Linked DNA regions of Homo sapiens: region 1 is linked to region 2. Evidence: read pairs that join two places in POLR2A ChIA-PET (ENCODE). Cell type or tissue: Caco-2. All regions are shown on one strand. Links, peaks and the distances in the headings refer to the core of each region. The heading gives the core; the rest is flanking DNA.

Region 1 (2,500 bases), core at 1-2,500, 210 kb after region 2:
AGGTATGTGCCACCACACCAGGCTAATTTCAAAAAAAATTTTTGTAGACACAGCATCTTGTTATGTTGCCTAGGCTAATCTTGAACTCCTAACCTCAAGCAATCCTCACACCTTGGCGTCCCAACATGTTGGGATTACAGGTGTAGGCCTCTGTGCCTAGCCTCTTATTTTCTAATATAATCATTTAATTACATAAATTCCCCTTTAATTTGGCTGCATCCTGTATATTTTGACATGTTCTATTTTCATTTTCATTCAAATTAAAGTATTTTCTACTTCTCTTGAGACTTCCCCTTTCACCCAGGATTATGTAGAAGTGTGTAGTTATTTTCTAGGCATTTGAATATTTTTTAGTGTTCTATTACTGACTTCTAGTTAAATTCTATTATCATCAGAAAGCATACTTTATGTAATTTTAAATTATAAACACTTTTTTGGGTTTATTTTATGACCAAGGACATGGTCTATCTCAGTGAATGTTCCATGTGCTTTTTTTTTTTTTTTTTTTTTTTTTAGAGATGGGTCTCGGCTATGTTACCCCAGCTGGAGTGCAGTGGCTGTTCCCAGCACAATCATAGTGCACTACAGCCTCCAACTCCTGGGTTCAAATGATCCTCGTGCCTCAGCCTCCTGAATAGCTGGGATTGCAGGCACGTGCCATCATGCCTGGCTATGTGCCTTCAAAAAGACTACAGTTGTGGATGGGAGTGTTTCATCAGTGTTAGTTGGTTTATGATTGTGTTTAGTTCTATATCCTAGCTGATTTTCTATCTGTTCTGTCCATACCTGAAGAGGAGCATTGGTGTTTCCAACTATAATTGTGAATTTGTCTTTTTCTCCTCAAGTTCTGTCAGTTTTGCTTTATATATTTGAGGTTCTGTTTTTAGATGTGTATACATTTTAAATGGTGTTGCCTTGGGTCTTTACCATTATGTAATGTCCCTCTTAATCTATAGTAAATTTCCTTGCTTTGAGGTATACTTTGTCTTATGTAAATATAACCACTTCGGTTTTCCTTTGACCAGCATTTACATAACATATCTTTTTCCATTTTTAAACTTATAGCCTACCTATATTAAAATGTATAGTCAGACCAGGCGCAGTGGCTCATGCCTATAATCCCAGCACTTTGGGAAGCCGAGGCAAGCGGATCACTTGAGGCCAGGAGTTAGAGACCAGCCTGGGCAACATGACAAAACCTTGTCTCTACCAAAAATGCAAAAAAATTAGCCAGGTGTGGCAGCGCGTACCTGTAGTCCCAGCTACTCAGGAGGCTGAAGAACGAAGATTGCTTGAACCCGGGAGGCAGAGGTTGCAATGAGCCAAGATGGTGCCACTGCACTCCAGCCTGGGTGAAAGAGCAAGACTCTGTCTCAAAAAAATAAAATAAAATAAAACAAATAAAACAACAGCAACAACAAAATGTATAGTCATGTCTTTTAAAAAAAAACTCTTCTGTCAATCTTTGTCTTTTAGTTGGTGTGATTAGAACATTTACATTCATTGTTATTGTTGATGTACTTGGATTTAGGTCTATCATTTTATTCATTATTTTCTGTTTGCTCTCTATGTTTGTTTGTTTGTTTGAGACAGGAGACAAGGTCTTGCTCTGTCGCCCAGGCTGAAGTGCAGTGGTGCGATCTCAGTTCACCGCAATCTCTGCCTCCTGGGCTCAAGCGATCCTCGTGCCTCAGCCTCCTGAGTGGCTGGGACCACAGGCACCCACCACCATGCCCCACTACGTTTAGTATTTTTAGTAGAGACAGGGTTTCACTGTGTTGACCAGGCTGGTCTCAAACTTCTGGCCTCAGGTGATCTGCCCGCCTCGGCCTCCCAAAGTGCTGGGATTACAGGCGTGAGCCACTGAGACCGGCTGCTCTGTTTTTTTATTCCTCACTGTTTCCTTTCCTGCCTTCTTTTGGGTTATTTGAATATTGCTTTAGTATTCAATTTTAATTTATCACTTGATTATTTTACTATATCTTTTTGTATAGTATTCTTTTAGTGGTGGCTCTAAAAATTACAATATGTACACCAAACTTTTTACTTTCTGCTTAGAATTAATATTTTACTACTTGTAAAATGTAGGAACCTGGCTATCGTGTAGGTTCCTTTCCCCTATCCTTACTATGTTGTAGTTATCAGATTATTCCATCTACAAACATTGAAAACTCCAGTAGAATCTAAAACTGTTCTAAAAAATAAAGCTTATTTTTAAAATACTTATTAGACAATATTATACTTTTTGCTTTCAATAATCATACATATTTTAGGCTGGGCGCAGTGGCTCACGCCTGTAATCCAAGCACTTTGGGAGGCTGAGGCAGTGGATCACCTGAGGTCAGGAGTTCAAGACCAGCCTGGACAAAATGGTGAAACCCCATCTCTACTAAAAATACAAAAATTAGCTGGGCATGGTGGCGTGTGCCTGCAATCTCAGCTATTTGGGAGGCTGAGTCAAGAGAATGGCTTGAACCCAGGAGGCAGAGGCTGCAGTGAG
Region 2 (4,031 bases), core at 772-3,271:
AATCTCTTTCATGGAATGTTCTGGAAGCATTTCTCAGAGGCTACTGTGTAGTATTATAGAGGCAGCCCTCCCTGTGTGTCCACAGCGGGAGCTATGTCTTGTTCATCTGGTGCAAAGTGGTAATAGTCATCAAGAGCTTCAGGGCACTGGTAAATGCTTATGTGGAAGTCCTGCGGGTGGCTGGGTTAGTGGCCCTCCCGGATATGACACCTGGGCCAGCTAGTCTTACACTGACCCCTCCCCCACCTCCTTAGGGCGGTCCAGGACCTACAGGATGAGTCCTAACTTTTTTTTTAAAAAAATAATTAATTAATTAATTATTACTATTATATTTTGAGACGGAGTTTTGCTCTTGTTGCCCAGGCTGGAGTGCAATGGTGCGATCTTGGCTCACCGCAACCTCTACCTACTGGGTTCAAGCGACTCTCCTGCCTCAGCCTCCCGAGTAGCTGGGATTACAGGCATGCGCCACTACGCCGGCTAATTTTGTATTTTTAGTAGAGACGGGGTTTCTCCACGTTGGTCAGGCTGGTTCAAACTCCCGACCTCAGGTGATCTGCCCGCCTCGGCCTCCCAAAATGCTGGGATTACAGGTGTGAGCCACTGCGCCTGGCCATTAATTTTTTTTTTTTTTTGAGACAGGGTCTGGCTCTGTCATGGAGGCTGGAACCTGGCTCACTGCAACCTCTGCCTCCCGGGTTCAAGCAGTTCTCATGCCTCAGTCTCCCGAGTAGCTGGGACTACAGGCGCGCATCACCACACCTGGCTGATTTTTTTCTGTTTTTGGCAGAGACAGGATTTCACCATGCTGGCCAAGCTGAGGATGTGTCCTAACTCTGTAAAGCTCCATCTCCTGCTTAATGGGACCCTGAGGTGTTTGGTTCCAATCTGAGGAGGGCTGAGGTCACCGAGGACTCTAAGCACACCAGGTGGTGTGATCATGTTTCCCGCATAGTAATTAGGGGAGTGATGAGGACATCTGAGCCCTGTATGGGGGCTGGTCCCAGGCCTGGGAGGGGTCCTTGGAGAGTGTTTTTCTAGAGTTGGTGGGTGTTTTTCTAGAGTTGGTGGGTGTTTTTCTAGAGTTGGTGGGTGAAGGGCGTGGGGGTTGAAGATTCAGAACAATAGTATTTCAAAGGTGCTTTTTTTTGTTTGTTTGTTTTGAGAGAGTCTCTCTGTTGCCTATGCTGGAGTATAGTGGGACAATCTCAGCTCACTGCAACCTCTACCTCCCGGGTTCAAGCGATTCTCTTTTGCAGACTCCCAAGTAGCTGGGATTACATGTATGCGCCACCATGCCCGGCTAATTTTTGTATTTTTAGTAGAGACTGAGTTTCACCGTGTTGGGCAGGCTGATCTCAAACTCCTGACCTCAGGTGATCCTCCTGCCTCGACCTCCCAAAGTGCTGGGATTACAGGCATGAGCCACTGTGCCTGGCCTCAAAGGTGCTTTCAAATTGATCCCTGCCATACACCCCACCCTCCACCAGGTAATCTCAGCCTGGCCCAAGATCCCCACATCTAGGGGCAGAAGCAGCCTTGAGATATTTACTCAGAGTCCTGGGCCCCAGCCCTGATCAGGTGGCTGATGAAGGCAAGCAGAAAAACCAGTTGGTTTGATGTTTCCACTTGAACATTCCAGAGAAAGTGGTGGGGGCAGGGGAGGGGTCGTTGCTACCTGGGAATGGATCTGGGGGTGGTGTCATCCTGGGGGCTGCCCAGCCCTCTCAGCTTGTTAGGAACAGGCCAGGAAGCGTGCTGTTGGTTGGCGAAGGCCTCCTTCTAGGGGAGGCCAGAGGGGAGGACTTCCGGAGCCCCTGACATGTGGAGGTGAAGGTGGGAGGTGAAATGGACTATCGCTCTTTGGAGGTCGAGTGTACACTGCCCCATCCGTGTTCCCAGGCTTCCTGTGAAGTGGGAGGGTGCCGTCCTTATTCTGCTGATGAGGAAAGAGAGGCTTGGACGGCGAAGTAACCCAGCTCCAGGTCACTCAGCCAGTGCACAGCCCGGATTGTTTCCTTCACTGACTCCTAACGCAGTGCTCCGTGTATTTCATCACCACCCTTCAGGCCGTGGGGACCAAGGGCCGAAGGGGTGCGGCCTGAGGCGGCCGGGACACTGCGCCTAGGTGGCGCGGTGGCATTGAATGGGTTAAGGAGGGGAGGTGGCGGGTGTCCCTTAACTGCACCTGGCCCAGTATCGGTCACGTGGCCAGGGTTTCACCTGCCCCGCTGAGCAGGGACAATCAGGCTGCTTGTTTTGTGGCCGGTCGCCATGGTGACAGCAGCTTGCCAGGGGCGGTCATGGGGCAAATTCCTGCTGGCCAGCCGGGTGGGGCAGGAGTGTCAGCTGTGCTGGCACCAGTCGGGGCTTCCCGAAAGACCCCTGGAGCTTTCCCGTGGGGCTGTCCCTGGGGGGCCCCTATGTGACTCCGCTCGAAACCTCCTCCCATCTCAACCCCCACATCAGCCCAGCTTCTCTCCTCCCAGATTTTGAACCTGAGTTGATGTATTAAGCAGCCGGGATTTTCATATACGTTATTGTGTTTAATCCTCACACAGCAACCTTTCCCATGTGGGAATGGTAATCCCTGCAGGTCTGCTGCCGGCTGCGCCTCCCCTACTACTCACCCAACACTTTGAGAACACTGGCTCCTTCCTGCCTTGCTTCAACAAGCCCAGATCCATTAGAGCCTCTCACTGCACGCCAAGCACCTTCCTAGACGCAGCCGTGAACAAAACAACAAATTAATCTCACAACAAAGGATTATGTCCGAGTATTTATTTTCTTCGGAACAGGTTAGGTTGGCCCCAGTCATCCAGAGAAGGTGGGGACGGTACAGGATCAGGCCAGGGCTCTGGTATCCAGAACATCTCCACAAGCTCTCTCTGCCACCTCCCTGCCTCACCCGCACCTGCTGCCCACCAAGCCTTCCCACGGATTGTCCACAGATTCCCACCAGCCCCACAGATTCTCCTGCTTCCAGTCATTGCTCCCTCTGCTCCCTAACCTCCAACAGGCCCTGCTGACAGTAACAGTTGTCAATTTTTTTTTTTGAGATGGAGTCTCGCTCTGTCACCCAGGCTGGAGTGCAGTGGCACGATCTTGGCTCACTGCAACCTCCACCTCCCAGGTTCAAGCGATTCTCCTGCCTTAGTCTTCAGAGTAGCTGGGATTACCGGCACGCACCACCACGCCCAGCTATTTTTGTATTTTTAGTAGAGACAGGGTTTCACCGTATTGGCCAGGCTGGTCTCGAACTCCTGACCTCAGGTGATCCACCCGCCTCGGACTCCCAAAGTGCTGGGATTACAGGCATGAGCCACTGTGCCCCACTGGTTGTCAACTATTTTTTTCTGCCTCCTGATTCTGTGGAAGACCCAGTGTCTCCCAGGAACAGTCTCATCACATGTACAGATTCTTTCTTTTTTCTTTTTTATTGAGACAGGGTCTGGCTGTTGTTGCCCAGGCTGGTCTCAAACTCCTGGGCTCAAATGATCCTCCTGCCTCGGCCTCTCTAAGTGCTGGGATTACAGATGTGATTCTTAAAGTGGCAGGGTGAGGACACCTTCCTTTTTGGAATGAATGGAGGATGGTGAGAGAGTCTGTGTATTTTGACACCCAGCAACCTCTACCCCACTTGCCTGCAGGATACAGCTCAGTCTCCTCTGTCTGCATTTTGGTGTCTTTATTTTATTTATTTATTTATTTATATATTTATTTATTTATTTTTATTATTATTTTATGAGGCAGAGTCTCGCTCTGTCCCCCAGGCTGGAGTGCAGTGGCGCGATCTCAGCTCACTGCAAGCTCCGCCTCCTGGGTTCACACCATTCTCCTGCCTCAACCTCCCGAGTAGCTGGGACTACAGGTGCTCACCACCATGCCTGGCTAATTTTTTTGTATTTTTAGTAGAGACGGGGTTTCACCATGTTAGCCAGGATGGTTTCGATCTCCTGACCTTGTGATCCGCCCGCCTCGGCCTCCCAAAGTGCTGGGATTACAGGCATAAGCCACTGCGCCTGGCTTTT

Evidence for each region. Peaks named below come from ENCODE experiments on the same cell type or tissue, not always from the same donor. Only the 100,000 strongest peaks of a DNase experiment are listed, where the experiment ranks them.
Region 1: POLR2A ChIA-PET joins it to region 2 with 5 read pairs; 3 of 35 experiments call an interaction of 5 or more read pairs at or near these places.

What each region holds. Positions count from the first base shown.
Region 1 is chr7:73,949,558-73,952,057 of GRCh38, forward strand. No RefSeq gene overlaps it. Among named protein-coding and RNA genes, the nearest start is that of ELN, 77 kb to the right of the region's middle. In Caco-2, for the core only: no CTCF peak of the experiment used is centred there; no DNase peak of the experiment used is centred there.
Region 2 is chr7:73,740,853-73,744,883 of GRCh38, forward strand. No RefSeq gene overlaps it. Among named protein-coding and RNA genes, the nearest start is that of ABHD11, 4.1 kb to the left of the region's middle. RefSeq lists enhancers at 1,287-1,821, 1,666-2,865, 1,822-2,355 and a silencer at 2,150-2,269. In Caco-2, for the core only: no CTCF peak of the experiment used is centred there; DNase peaks (open chromatin) are centred at 919, 1,649 and 2,239; H3K4me3 peaks cover 959 bases.